Linked DNA regions of Homo sapiens: regions 1 and 3 are each linked to region 2. A link is a loop called in an ENCODE intact Hi-C map of the cell type or tissue named here. Cell type or tissue: dorsolateral prefrontal cortex. All regions are shown on one strand.

Region 1 (5,000 bases), 230 kb before region 2:
GCTACACATGCCCTGTGTAATCTTTGATAATCACTCAAGTTATTGAAAAAGGGTTTGCAGAGCCTTGATATTATTTGCTTATTAATCTGTGACAAACCATAAAATTGAATATTTTCACCATGACTACCTCATGGAATTTGCTCACTTTGTCTCTGATTTAAGTAGCAATGCACAATGCCAACAGCTTTTAAAAGTGTCTTTTTTGGGGAACAGAACTATATGAATATCATCTTTTTTTTCATTGGAGATATACAAAAGGAACTGAAATGTTCTTTAAAAATACAATCACTGATATGGTTTGGATCTGTGTCCCCACCAAATCTCATGTTGAATTGTAAGACGCAGTGTCGCAGATGAGGCCTGGTGGGAATTGTTTGGGTCAAGGGGGCAGATTCCTCATGGCTTGGTGCTGTCTTTGCTAATGTGAGTGAGTTCTCCCAAGATCTGGTTATTTAAAAGTGTGGCATCTCTACCCGCCTACTTTCTCTCTTGCTCCTGCTTTCGCCATGTGATGTGCCTTCTCCCACTTCACCATCTGTCATGAGTGAATCTCTCTGAGACCTCTCCAGAAGCCAAGCAGGTGCCCACTGTCATGCTTCCTGTACAATCTGCAGAACCATGAGCCAATTAAACCTATTTTCTTTATAAATTACCCAGTCTCAGCTATTTCTTTATAGCAATGCAAGAATGGCCTAATAACATTCTTTAGCTTTGACTTGAGGAATTGTGTCTCATGCCTATTCAGTATAGTCCTGCTGATACGAGATGCCAAATATTTGAAACTGGCCAGCAAAAAATCTTCTTGAGACAACATGCTGAGGGTTCAAACTACATCTCTAAGTGATGATAAACTTGCACTAAAATTAAGAATTTGGCAGTGGCTTCAGCATGTACATCCTCAGTTTGATCGAATCTGGCTGTATTTTTGGCTACTATAAATGTATGCTCCCAAGAGTTTTCATGCTTCTTTTATTTTCTCATAGTAGTAAATATCCAACTTGTGTGCCACCTCTTCATGAAGCATCCTCCTGGACAATGCTTTTTTAGAATTGAGCACATGCAAATGAAGAATTAGGAAGATGTTGGTGAAGAAATAATCCTTTCCTGCCTCTCTCCTAGCTCTCTGTGGCTGTCAATATTCCTTGGCCTGTAGATTCATCTCTCTACTATCTGCCCCTGTAAACACATTCTCCCTATGTGCCTCCCTGTGTAGCTCTGTCTTCACATGGCTGTCTTATAATGACACCTGTCATTTATTCTCACTTCTGGAGGACAGGTGTCTGAAATCAAGGTTTCAGCAGAGCCAGTCTCCCCCAAGAGACTTTGAGAAGGATTCTCCCAAGAATTATTTCTTGCCTTTCCAATTTCTGGAGGCTCCAGGCTCTCCTTGGCTCATAGTGGCATAACTCTCATCTCTGCCTACATCCTCACCTGGTCTCTCTCTTATGTCTTTCCCTCTTATTTTATAAGGAAACTCACTATTATATTTGGGGCCTACCCTATAATCTTATCTTTGGATCCTTAATTTAATTATAACTGCAATCAGATCATATTTACAAGGTCCAGGTGGACACCTTTTGGGGGGCCACCACTGAGTCCACTACAACAACAACAAAAAACTAGTATCCAGAAAACATTATGAAATTACATAAATTAGCAAGATGAAGACAAAAACATCATTAAAAATCAGCCCCCTCACCCCCAGAAAGAAAGCAAAGCAACCTTTAAACATATAGTTTACAGAAGGCATTTCACACAACCCATACAAATATTGAAAGAAGCTCAACCTCATTAGCAGTTTCCCTATAACAACTTTTCACAGTCTATGGTGAGTGACTCCTTGTTAGCCTGATTCTCCTCTAGACTGTAAGTTTCTCACCTGTCATTTTCACACTTGCATCACCTCCACCTGGTACATAGTCTGGACATCATTATGTTGTCCATTGGATAATCAGATTATTTGATCAGATAATCGCCTACCCTCCCAGTAGTTTTGATGATAAAAGGAAAGCGAATAATAGGTAAACTCAGGAAGAAACTTGCAGCTGCTAGTATCTGAGCATCTGACAAGATAAGCATGAGGGTTGGCAGGAAGGGGAGACTTATTGGAGTGGAGAAGATATAGGGTGCAATGATAAAATCCATTATGTACCATTTTTCTGTGGTTACCTTGACTCACAGGCCAATATTCTCCACACATAGTGCAGCCGCCCAAGTGTGGAGCGGAGAAAACGTTTTCTCTCCCAGTGTTCCAAATCTGTCCTTCCTTGTCTGAAACTCTCCCACTTTGTGACAGCAATCCTCCGCTGCCCCTGATGCTTTAGGTCTACACACAACTCGGAGTCAGACAACTTGGGTTCATGTCTTGGTTCTGCAACCGGCTAAAAGCCAACATGTGCAAATCACTATAAAAATGAAGGCTACATGGGATAATCTCTAAGGTTACCCACAATTCTGACATTCTACATAGATGCTTACCTATCCCCTCAAACGTGAAGGCCTGGGAAACATGTGTCTGAAGTTCCAAAAGTCACCAGCAGATGGCCCACATTCTCAGTTTTGGCTTAGATCCAAATAAGATGGAGAGAGAGAGAGAGAGAGAGAGAGAGAGAGAGAGAGAGTGTGTGTGTGTGTGTGTGTGTGTGTGTGTGTGTGTGTGTGTGTATCAGTTTCAGATTCAAGTAATGACATTTGACATTCAGAATTAAATAATGAGGTGAAGGTGCCTCATTCTCAGAAAATGTTTAGTCAGCCCGCACAATAACTCCATACTCCCTACTCTCCAGCTAAGGAAGTCTTGGTGCAGAGGGATTATGAAATTCAGGTTTCCCCAGAAGTTAAAGATCAGCCTGGGCAACATAGGGAGACCTTCGTCTCTACAAATAATATGAAAAATAATATGAAAAATAGCATATGTCTGGGTCCCAGCTACTAGGGAGGCTGAGATGGGAGGATGGTTTGAGCCTGGGAGTTTGAGGCTGCAGTGAGCTATGTTTGCACCACTGCACTCCAGCCTGGAAGACAGAGTAAGATCCTGTCAGAGGAAAGAAAAAGAAAGAATGAGGAGAAATAAGAAGGAAGAAAGAAGGAAGGGAAAGAAAGAAAATAAATGTAGGCTTCAGAGCTACTCAGTGTTTAAGTCAGGATTTGAAACTAATATTCTAACATATTAGAGAGTTTCTTTAGCACCTCCAATATACTATAACCCTCCTCTTAGACAACATTTAAATAAATATCACATATTAAAAACCATAACTTATGTGACTTACTTTTAATAGACATTTAAAATAGAAACAATTGCCCTTTTAAAGCTAATTCTCATTACACTATGTAACATTTTTTCATCCATATGTTATCTTGGTATTACCCTACCTGCTGCCTCACCACCATCTCCACCATACACACTGCTTAAATATAAAGGGAAAGGAACTATACAAGAGTGACTTAACAGATTAGTGCTGATACTCTTCTGTCTCTTCTTTAGAAGTTTCTTGTAGTCTACACCAGAATGTCATTGATATAGTATATTAGTATAGAATAGCACTTAAATTACCCCAAAGTGGATTTTCTAATAGGTGATGAGATAGAATAAACTTGTTTTTTTTAAAAATGCTATTTTTTAGAGTAGTTCATAACGAAATTGAAAGGTTGGTATGGGGATATCTCATCTATCCCCTACCCTCCTACATGTACAGCTTCCCCCATTATCAACATCCCCAACCAAAGTGCTAGATTTGTTACAATTGATGCATCTACACTGACACATCACAATTACCCAAAGTCCATGGTTTACATTAGGGTTTGCTCGTGGTGGTGTACATTCTATGGGTCTGGACAAATGTATAATGACATGTATGCACCAGTCTAGCATCATACAGAGTATTTTCACTGCCCTGAAAATCCTCTGTTCTCAGCCTATTCATCTTTCCTTTCCGCCAACCCCTGACAACCACTGATCTTTTTACCCTCTCCACAGTTTTTCCAGGACGTCATATAGTTGGAATCATACAGTATCTAGCCTTTTCACGTTGACTTCTTTCACTTAGTAATACGCATTATTAAGTTTACTCCATATATTTTTATGGCTTGGTTGCTCATTTCTTTTTAACACTAAATAACATTGATTGTTTGGATGTATCACAGTTTATTTATTCATTCACGTGCTGAAGGACACCTTGGTTGCTTCCAATTTTTGGCAATTATGAATAAAGCTGCTATAAATATTTATGTGCAGGTTTTTGTGTAGACATGTTTTCAACTTCTTGGCATAAACACCAAGGAGTATGATTACTGGATCTTTTGGCAAGAGTATGCTAGTTTTGTAAGAAACTGCCAAACTGTTTTCAAAAGTGACCGTGTCATTTTTCATTTCCACCAGTGACGAATAAGAGTTCTTGATGCTCCACATTCTCGCCAACATTTGATGTTGTCAATGTTTTCAATTTTCCCATTCTAATAGGCCATATCTTATTGTTGATTTAATTTGCATTTCCCTGATGACATACGATGTGAAGCATTTTTTCTTATTTTTTTTTTGCCATATGTTTATCTTCTTTGGTGAGGTATTTTTTTTTAACATCTTTGGACCATTTTTTAAGCAGGTTGTTTGTTTTCTTATTGTTGAGTTTTAAGACTACTTAGTATATTTTGGATACAGTCCCTTATTAGATAGGGTTTTTCAAACATTTTCTCCAAGTCTGTGTATTGTCTTTTCATTCTCTTGACAGTGTCTCTTGCAAAACAGAAAATGTTAATTTTAATTAAATCTTGCTTACCAATTCTTTCATTCATGGGTTGTGTCTTTGATGTCATATCTATAAGCTATTGCCAAAATCAAGGTCGTCTAGATTTTGTCCTATGTTATCTCCTGGGATTTTTATAGTTTTGCATTTTACATTTAGGTCTGCAATCAATTTTGAGCTAACTTTTGTGAGGGATTTAAGTTCTGTGTTTACATTCTTTTTTTTTGCATATGGATATACTGTTTTTTTCAGCACTAT
Region 2 (5,000 bases):
GTAGGAAGTGATCATAGAGGTCCCAACAGGAAGAGGAAAGTGAAATTGACAGAGGAGACAAAGTTTGCCAAGCAGAGAGCTGAAGAGCAGGTGGGAGAATGGACAGAAAAAAGGCCTTCCAAACAGAAAAAGGAAAACAACAAAAAACAAAAACAGCATCTTCCAAGTTAAAGAAGAGTAGAGAGCATGACATTTTTAGGGAATTACATGTGCTAATTGCCTTAACAGAGATAAAATCCGATAATGCAGCCAGCCTGTTAGCAACAATAGCCCCTATTTATGGAAAATTCACTTTCTGTCCAGGAGTTTATGTTATCTTACTTAGTCCTAACAACTTTACAGTAAAGACATCCCCATTTTATGGATGAAGAAACAAAGGCTTGAAGTATTTTTTAATGTGTCCAACCTCAATTAGCTAATAAATGGTGATGTTGGGATTGAACTCAGCTGTGTATGACTCCATAGCATGCACTTCTTCAACTACGCTAGTATCTCTTCCAATTTTCATTCTGTAGATGTAGGGGAGCCAGCATACAATTTTATACAAAGGAAAAACTTGGTCTTATTTGCAGAGAACTAGTTTGAGAAGAGATGAATTGTAGGTAAGGAGTCCTTTATGCAGACTATTTTAATAATCTAGCAAAGAAATTACAAGGACCTTAATTGAAATAGGCAGCTATCAGGATAGAAAAAGAAAATGTAGCTCCAAAAATAACTAGGAATTAGAAGGAAAAGACCATAATGACTGGCTAAGTGTTAAGGAAAACTAAGGGGGAAGCGTTTCAAGGGTGTCTCCTGGATTTCTGAGTTGTGCAAACTGATGGTCAGTTGTGCCCCCTAATATAGAGGAGAGTGGGGTGGGACAAAATGTGGCTGGTGAATTTGGGTTTTGGCCAGTTTGTCTATGGAGCAGGCTAAGGTGTGCTACAGGCAGGAAATTAGGTGGAGGCTCAAAACTGAGGTCAGAATTAGAAATTAAAAATGCAGGTAGAATGAGTTTGAAGCCATGGGAAGGTAGGATATTGACCAGGAAGCATATGAAGTGTGAAAAAAGACAGATAAAGGCAGACAAAGGAGGGAGCAGAGAAGAGAAGTTGATGGAGTCTAAAAGGCCTCCATCACTGCAGGAAGTGAAAAAGAGGAAAGTGGAGTTGGAGAAACAGAGACAAAAGCAATTGCTAAGATAGCATAATCATGGCAGTGGCCAGGGCATTCCCCAATGATGATGGCACCTCTGGTTCTCAAGATCTGTGTAATCCCCTCCCTTAAATGGGGGCTAAACTGAGCAGCTTGCTTCCCACTAACAGAATATAGCAAGGGTGAATGAGGTTAGGTTATAAAAAGGCTGCACTTTTGTCTGGGGCATTCCCTTAATCTCTCTTGAATTGCTCACTCTTGTGGAAGCCAGCTGCCACACCTTCAAGCAGTCTTGAGAAAAGGGAAGCCAGCTTCCAAGTTAGCAGCCTGGGGATAAGCCACATGGCAAGATACTGAGGGCTGCCGGCAACCACGGAGAGAGTCAGAAACAACACTCCACCACTAGAGCCTTGAGGTGGCTGCAGCCCCCCGCCAACAGCTTAACTCTCACCTCATGAGACTCAGAACCAGAACTACCCTGCCAAGCTGTCTGTAGATTTCTGGTGTACAGAAACTGTGCAATAACAAATGTTTCTGGTTGGTTTGTAAGCCACTAAATTTGGGATCATTTGTGTGCAGCTATAGGTTACCACTATAATAACCCTGCAAATGTAGCCCCAAGAGTAAGATAGGACTATAAGGGCCTCTGCACATTCTGCAGTCACAATTTATATTTTTGTTATACATACATCTGTCCATTTGGGGAGGTCATGTATCATTTCATTAACATATTTTGGCCTATAAAGAGGTGGATAGATACGCACTAAGAAGCAATCGAGTATCATGGTAATGGATATAGACTGAAATCCCAACACTTGAACTGCATTTCCTGCTTTAGCTCTTACTACCTGTATAACATTGAGTGTGCTTTTTTTGCCTCTCTGCCTTTGATGTCCTTTTTCACATGAAGGGCAATAAGAGTAGCACCTCTAGAACTGTCAGAAGGAATACATGAGCTAGTGCATATGACTCTTAAAACAGTTCCTAGAGCATTGTAGACATTCAGTCAACATTAACTACTGCTATTATTATCGTGGTGGGCTGGGACACTGAGGTGGATGTAAATAAAGAAAAAGAAAAAGAAAAAGGAAGAAAGAAATACTTCAATCTATTTTCTTACATTGACTAAACTGTCACCTCTATCAGTCAGTCTTTTTTTCCATTGCTTCACCTCTTCTCCCGAGATACACTTCCTTATTCAATACATTCACAAGCTTGACCTTTTTTTGTTCTTGATTCACTTTCATATAAGCTCCTTCCCAGATTTCATCTCATGCATCTTTAGGACAACTATTCATTAGCCCTAACCCAACTCTAACCAACCCACACCTAACCCCAAGCTTAATCATACTGACAAGTGTTATAAAACCACAGGCCTATGTTCTTAATATGCAGAAACCCCCACTTAGTACTTCACCCCTGTTCTTCAGGCTACATCTTTGCCTGGTGTTGTGTGCTGAAGCCCTCCAGGAGCCAGCTTCACTCACATCTTACCTGCCTGAGCTACTTGCTTTAAAATTGTAAGAAGGGACAGATGACTTTTCTTAGATCCACAAGGCTTCCTCCACCTTCTCCTACTTATCCTAGGGGATACACTAGTTCTCTTCTCCTATATCCTTACCTCTGGGGTTTGGGTCCCATGTTCTATGGATTAGTCATTCTCATGGTCTTGGATCTCTGCAGTTCACACCTCTAGAAGGCCCGTTCACTTCTTTCTTCCACTATGGACCCGTCTTCTGGGGCAATGGATTATCATGTCCATTGTTGAGCAGGGCTGTCTTAATCCCATGCTGTTGACAGCTCTTCTGACTGATCTATATAATACTCACCACCTCCCCATTTCCCATCCTCTCTGCATTTTGCCTTCGGTCTTCTGTGGCTCCCCTCATCCTATCTCGCCTTACACCTGTAGGTGGCGCCCATGCACCGGTGAGGGCAGATGGCGCCTGTTCTGTCCCTCCTGTCTCCCCCTGGCTGGGCTCAGACAGTAGGGAAGATCGGCCCTTCTTCCTCACAGAGACTCTCCATCAACATAAAGACATCACTTCTGGGTCCTTGTTCTCCACACCTGGAAGGCTTCCACGAACAGCATATTTCCTGGAATAATTTCTTAAGCTGCACCTATAATTTGTTTATCTTTGGACTTATAAAATAAGCTTAACATGTCTCAGCCTGGCTGTCCTCATCTGTGGAGGCCATCTTAAATGGTGGTGGTTTGACAGGTTATTATTTCATCTTAAGTGATATAATGTATGCAATTGCTGGGTACAGTCTCTGGCACATGGTATACGTGTAGTAAATGCGTTGTTATTATTACTGTTGGTGTCATCCTCAACATCATCAGCCCCATCATACACAAACCCATAGTCCTTTGCCCCTTAGGTGAAAAGTTCCTGGAATGTGGTTTAACTCCAGCTTCTCCTGCAGTTATAATTCTATATCCCCAAATCTGTCTTTTTCCTTTCCAAAAATATCACCATCCCCAAAGAAGGCCCGATTGTTTCAATCCCACTGCTTTATTTCTGGAAAGAATGGTGAGAATTTTTAGCCCTAAACATGCTAAATAAAATCACAAATTTCTTCTAAGAGTTCTGTCCCTTTTTCTCCTATACATTCTCCAAAATAAATCTATTTTCTCTATTGATCTAAAGCTCACAACAAACTTCTTGTTGAAAAATATTTGATTTACTGAAAAATATTTCCCTTGGCTACCTCCTAAGTGAACTGATAGGGTACCCAGCCACATAATCTCTTGTTGGACAGCTCTTCTTTTCATCAAAAGAATCCTTGCAACAAAAAGCACCTGGAATGGCAGGTTACGATGCTCTCCTCTTCTTTCGCAAACTTTCTAGATTTTCTTTCCTTCTCTATTCTATTTCTTTTTACTTATGAACTATATGAAAGGCAAAACAGACAAACTGGCCATTAGGATTTCAATAATTCCCTTACTTTCTCCTCCACATTCTATTTTCCCTTACCGTTATTCACCCTCACCTCACTCTTCCACATTTCTGCTGTCTCTTCCCTTCCAGGTGCTCACTGTAGTGGACCCTAACCATGCGAAAAAGTCATAGCCAAAATTCTCTGTTTCAGCACACAGTACTCATACAGATTACTGACCCCAAGAGGTTGTATGAATTGGGCATACTCCTAGCTCTAACTGCCTCTGTTGGCCTCTTAGTCTCCCATTGCAATTGAGATGACATCTGCAACCTCTTCCTGGTATATCTCTCACAGATGGATCTGTTTTGAGTTCCTAACCATCCTGGGAGATAGTTTGATCAGATATCAGATTATAGATTAGACAATGCAAGCGAAAGAAAAGAACTTGCCTGAAGTCCATTTGACATATAGAAACCGGGATAAATTTACAATCTCACTACTTTCAGAGGTAAGCACTTTTCTTCTTATTATTTTTTTTAAAGAAGTCCTTTCCAAATATTCACAGTTGGATGTTTCAGTGCATGCTGCCCTTGTGTGAAAAACATTTCAACTTCCAATATTTTGTCCCTCTCCCCTCTGTGTATCTCACACTGACAAAGCCTGTTCCCCCTTGTAAGAACAAGAATCAGACTAATTGGCTCTGTAGGGTTGATTTGGTTTACGAATCCACATGATTCATGAATATGAATCACCCAGTATGCACATGGAGAGGAATAAATGGTGTGACTTTGGGCAAGTGTCTTTGACTCTCAAGTTTAGTTTTATCAATAATCAAATGAGAAAGTTAGATATTTGACCCTAAGATCCTTTATATTAGAAAATTTTGTAATTTTGCTATTTTAACAACAGCACAAATGATATTAAGCAAAATATTTCAATCTCCTTTCTTGATGATAATGATACTAAAAAACATAAAAGCA
Region 3 (5,000 bases), 180 kb after region 2:
GGCTGGCAGGAAGCTATATAGACATTGGAATCAACCAGAGCAAGTAATAATAATAAGCCTATTAATGTTTTTTAGTTCTGATTCTTTAAAAACAAAATATTAGCTAGACAGATTTGTTTCATAAGGGAGAAATATTTTGTTATTATCAAAAGAGCAATAGGGTTAGGCGCGGTGGCTCACGCCTGTAATCCTAGAACTTTGGGAGGCTGAGGCAGGTGGATCACAAGGTCAGGAGATCCTGGCCAACATGGTGAAACCCCGTCTCTACTAAATACCCTGTCTCTACTAAAACACCAAAAAAATTAGCCTGGTGTGGTGGTGCGCACCTATAGTCCCAGCTACTCAGGAGGCTGAGGCAGGGGAATCACTTGAACCCGGGAGGTGGAGATTTCAGTGAGCTGAGATCACGCCACTGCACTCCAGCCTGGCGACAGAGTGAGACTCCATCTTAAAAAAAAAAAAAAAAAAAAAAAAAAAAAAAAAAAAAAAAAAAAAAAGCAATGAAGAGCCCAAAGGCTGTGTCCTTATCAGTCATTCAGAATTTAAAGCACAAATAACTCTTATCCCTACTAAACAGGTACAAGATAAGAGTTATGGAAGCTTGACCTAGAAAGGGGACTCTCCCAATGAAGCAAACACATTTGCAAATGCTTTAAGATGGACCGCTCAGGATTGCATCCAGCCTTTAGCTATTAGACTTGAACAGGTTTCTACCTCTTCTCTTCCCCAGGTACCTCCGTCATCCAAGTGACAGCCACAGATGCAGATGACCCGACCTACGGCAACAGTGCCAGGGTGGTGTACAGCATTCTTCAGGGCCAGCCATATTTTTCTGTGGACTCTAAAACAGGTATCTGATACAAGGGTCGAGTCAGAGGTGTTTATTCCCTGATAATTTATAACTGCTGCTATGACAGACCCAACTCTCCTTTTTAAGGACTCTCCAGGGAGTGTATTAACCAGAGAAGACTGCTCTTAGCTTTAGGATTAAGAGAGCAAACTAGCACTGCCCTGACAGGTAAGAGCAGCACTATGCATAGACAGTGAGCAGTGTCTGATTGGAGAGGCAAAAAGCCCCTCTGCGCAAACACACACAAAATAACTCCCCAATAGCCTTCAAAAAATCCTATGGTTATATTTATTCCCAGGGACTAAGGTCTTTTATAACCCCATGAAGACCCAACAGGATTGACACATTCACCTGGGTCATTAGAGAACTAGAAGCATTGATTGTGAAACTGGAAAGAGCCTTGGGGGAATCATCCAGTCCATCACCATTTGCTTATCAGATAAAGCAATTGGGAAATTGAGAGCTACTAAAGTTCATCTAGTGTAGAGAGGTCTCTTGACATGTGGTCTGATGTTCTTTCTATTGAACCAACCACTGTGCACTCAGCAGAGAAGTCCAAAATGAATGGTTGCTGGGGCAGACAGGTTTTGATGAGGGAGGAAAGACCAGGTGGGATGTGGCCCCCAAAAGGCAGGTCCTGATTGGGAAGCTCTCACAGGGAGGACATCAGAGAGAACTGAATGGGCGAGGAGCAATGCGGCAGAAAAGACAAACAGGAGTTTGGTGTTTTGTTTGCTTATTTATTTCTGTCTTACCCGAGAGCTTTGACTACAGAATTTACCTTTGGATGTATGAAAGATTTCATTTAATATGTTTGAGCTTGGCAAAGTTATTGTGATATCATTATTATCTTATACTTGTGCCAGGCTTCCCCTCTTATTAATACTTTCATAAACATTGCCATATTTGAGCTTCCCAATAATCTTGTAAACTAGCAAAAGATATAGGAAGTATTATTACTTCCATTTTATATGAGGGTAAACATGGGACCTAGGAGTAATTAACAAGGAACTTGAGTAAAGAAACTTACAGCCACAGAATAAAGTTAATGGTGAACACTCAAAGTCACCTCTTTATTTGAAAAAGAAAAAATACATTTCTATTATTAGCAACCTGATCGAATTTTTTTCCCAGAAGTCCTGAGGGAAACCAGACATTCAGAAAATTGTATCATAAAAGTAGTAAGGGAGTGTAAATTAGGAGGAGGAAAGAAAAAAGATTGCAGTTAGAGACTTCTATAAAACAGTAACTTTAACAATTCTACTAAGGGCAAGGGGGAGAATGAAGAGAGGAAGGGTGCCCACAGGGAGGAAAAATGCAGGGAGGAAGAGGGTAATGTGTCCTTTATATCCTAAGAAGAGTCTTAGATTATTTTGACAGCTCCCGGGGGGCATCTGTAGTGTTAAGGTCAAAAATACATGAACAGAGAGTTATAGCTGTGCCCATGGGGGGCCTTTTAAAAAAGAAAATGCTGCATATATCACTGGAGAATGTTATACTACAATGCAATATATACATTATAGGGGTAAACTGGGGACGGATTATTGTTCCCAGTCCCTTCCATTTTCATGCAAAAGGTCTATCTAGCCAAGAGTCATGTTGTAAAGCTGTAGTAAGTAAGCCTTTAATCTTTGCCTACAGTGTAGAGAAGTCAACTTTTTTAAGTTGCAGGGTTAAAAGGGAGACAAAACATTACTGTACAGGCTTGGCAGGATCACAACACATTTCAACGGATTTGGTGTAGGCCTCTCTTCTTAAATGAAACCGTATCTGCTGCTTGCTCTCTGGGGAAATTCATATCTTATGCATGGTAAAAATAAACAGCTCACAGAGCATCTTTCATGTCCTAGCTCACAAAATTAAAAGCACAGAGGTAAACAGAAGAATGTCACAAAACAGAATGAATATGTAACAACAGGAAAATCCAATTAGAATTCCAACCCTGCTTACAGGTAGTAGGGAAGCAAGAAAAAGCAGGAATGAGTTACCTAAAGAAGAGCCATTCACACTACAAGGGCTCTAGGGGCTGAAGAAACTGAGGGAGAATTATCTAAATTCACAGATTTGTAGACTTATGAGGCTTTGTTTTCTGGACCCAAAGCCCCCAGTTTTCCTTGGTGAGACAGCACTGTCTGAAATCGCCTTGGACCACAATTTCCCAGATCTGTAAGAGAAACATTGCTGCCACCTCCTGTTCACTTTCAGTAATGTTGCCAGAAGAAACCAGCCCTCTGAGCTCTTCCTGCTGGAATAAAAGTTTTCATTCACCACTGGTTTCAGTACAGCCCATTTTTGAAGCTGAGATTTTTTTACCTCAAATTTAAAAGCACAGGTGACTTGCACCTCACTTCTAGGCATTAATGGTGCACCAGGGAGACACCTAGAAACCAATCTTTAAAAACTGGACCTGTGGTTTTATTTTTATAAACAAAGTCATTTCTATCCTCCAGGTGTAATTAGGACAGCGCTCATGAACATGGACAGAGAAGCCAAAGAATACTACGAAGTGATTATCCAAGCCAAGGACATGGGAGGGCAGCTTGGAGGATTAGCTGGGACCACAACAGTCAACATCACCCTCTCAGATGTCAATGATAACCCACCCCGCTTTCCCCAGAGTGAGTACCTAACCCAAGAGAGCACAGACCTCGGGCCCAGAGGGACGCACCCGTTGCAGAGGTGCGGGAGAAAGCCCAGTTTGAGTTTCCTCATTAAATTCAATTATCCATAGATTCCTTTCTTACATTCATCATGCAATTCTCGCATAACTATTTGCCTTCAGTGTTCCAGCTTCCCATAGTACTAAACCAGGATTTCTCAAACATATTTTTCCATTTTCTCCTCCCTGTGGAATCTTTTTAGACTTTCTTTCCTGATTGCCACGCCCACCCACCCCACATAAAATGCAATACTAAGGAATAAGTTTTGTTGGGTAGAACTGACCTTTAGTGGGCCACAAACTAGTAATGCTGAGACTTTTTTCATCACAGCCCTGGAAACCTATTTTTGCCCCCAGGGGGCCATATTGATCCATTGAGAATGCATTCACTGATACCCAAAGCTGTAGATGGACACACCTGCCCATGTGACGATCTTCACCAATCACTCCAGTAGGTACCAAGCACTTGCTTGGTGAGACCCCTGGACATGAAGGGCACAGGAGGCTTGGAATCCTGTCTCTGCCCTTGTGAAGCTTCAAATCCACTTGGGAGGACACATCCTACACACAAGAAAAATTAAACCGTAGTAGCATTTGCTGCCACTTGAACAGTGCAAGATGATGCCTTCACACAAACTGAGATGAATGAAGCCTCCACAGAAGGATGAGATTTCAACAGGGGGCTAAAGAATATAACAGGTTTACATAGGCAGAAAAGAAAACATTCCAGAAGGGGAAGTCATTCATTTACTTATTCATTCAAAAAATATTTATTCCAGGCACTATTCTATGAATGGAACACAAAGCTGTATACAGACAAAACAACGTCTCTACCATCCTGGAGCTCATTTGAGTAAAAACCTGAATGGAAGAAAAAAAAAACTGCTGCCTGGAAATAAGTTTTCACTGTCACTTTACGTTCAAAGACTCCTAAAATTAAAACCTGCTCTTTCAAATGTGCTGTATCTCCAGTGGAAGCCATAGAAACGTTTTTGAGCAAGAGGGAGACATAAAGAAAGGCTAATTTGGTAGCCATGTAGAGGAGGGGTTGGCAAGGGCAGAGACTAGGAGCAGGGGAGTCGGTTAGGAGGCATTTAGAGTGGTCCAGACTTGAACTGCTAAGGACTTAAGGAAATAGCAGGATGAGTGGAATGGGACAAATGAGGAAACATGGACTTCTGCCTCTTGATTTCCTGGCTAAGGGAACCATGGCAGAGGGTGGAGTCAAAGATGACAATGACGTTTTCACTCTGGATGACAGGGAGAAGGATTGTACTACTAATAAAAATAGAGGACGCATAATGGAACGAGTGGCAGTGAAGGAGGGAGACAAATTCAGATTTGAATATGAAGTGACAGCAGGACAATCAGGTTGAATGTCCTTAAGGAAAGTGGAAATATAGAGCTATGAACGTGGAACAGAGCCCAGGAATGAAGACGTAAGTTTGAGAAGCAGATGCCTGAAGGAAGCAGCGGGAGAAATGAGAGCAG

The links. A loop is a pair of places that touch in the nucleus more often than their neighbours do. Peaks named below come from ENCODE experiments on the same cell type or tissue, not always from the same donor. Only the 100,000 strongest peaks of a DNase experiment are listed, where the experiment ranks them.
Region 1: a loop joins it to region 2, with 2.3 times the contacts of the local background. A loop is called at or near these places in 2 of 110 quality-filtered maps.
Region 3: it touches region 2 in a loop (8-fold over the local background); 60 of 110 quality-filtered maps call a loop at or near these places.

Annotation. Positions count from the first base shown.
Region 1 is chr18:61,086,346-61,091,345 of GRCh38, forward strand. No RefSeq gene overlaps it. Among named protein-coding and RNA genes, the nearest start is that of CDH20, 240 kb to the right of the region's middle. In dorsolateral prefrontal cortex, a CTCF peak has its summit at 2,531 (motif pointing right); a DNase peak (open chromatin) is centred at 516; H3K27ac peaks cover 611 bases.
Region 2 is chr18:61,319,393-61,324,392 of GRCh38, forward strand. No RefSeq gene overlaps it. Among named protein-coding and RNA genes, the nearest start is that of CDH20, 12 kb to the right of the region's middle. In dorsolateral prefrontal cortex, CTCF peaks have their summits at 3,061 (motif pointing right), 3,260 and 4,567; a DNase peak (open chromatin) is centred at 3,069; H3K27ac peaks cover 1,108 bases.
Region 3 is chr18:61,499,653-61,504,652 of GRCh38, forward strand. It overlaps CDH20 (cadherin 20), which reads left to right. Exons shown (of 12, transcript NM_031891.4): 4 at 731-850; 5 at 3,301-3,468. Among named protein-coding and RNA genes, the nearest start is that of CDH20, 170 kb to the left of the region's middle. In dorsolateral prefrontal cortex, CTCF peaks have their summits at 3,034 (motif pointing left) and 3,236; a DNase peak (open chromatin) is centred at 3,009; H3K27ac peaks cover 1,191 bases.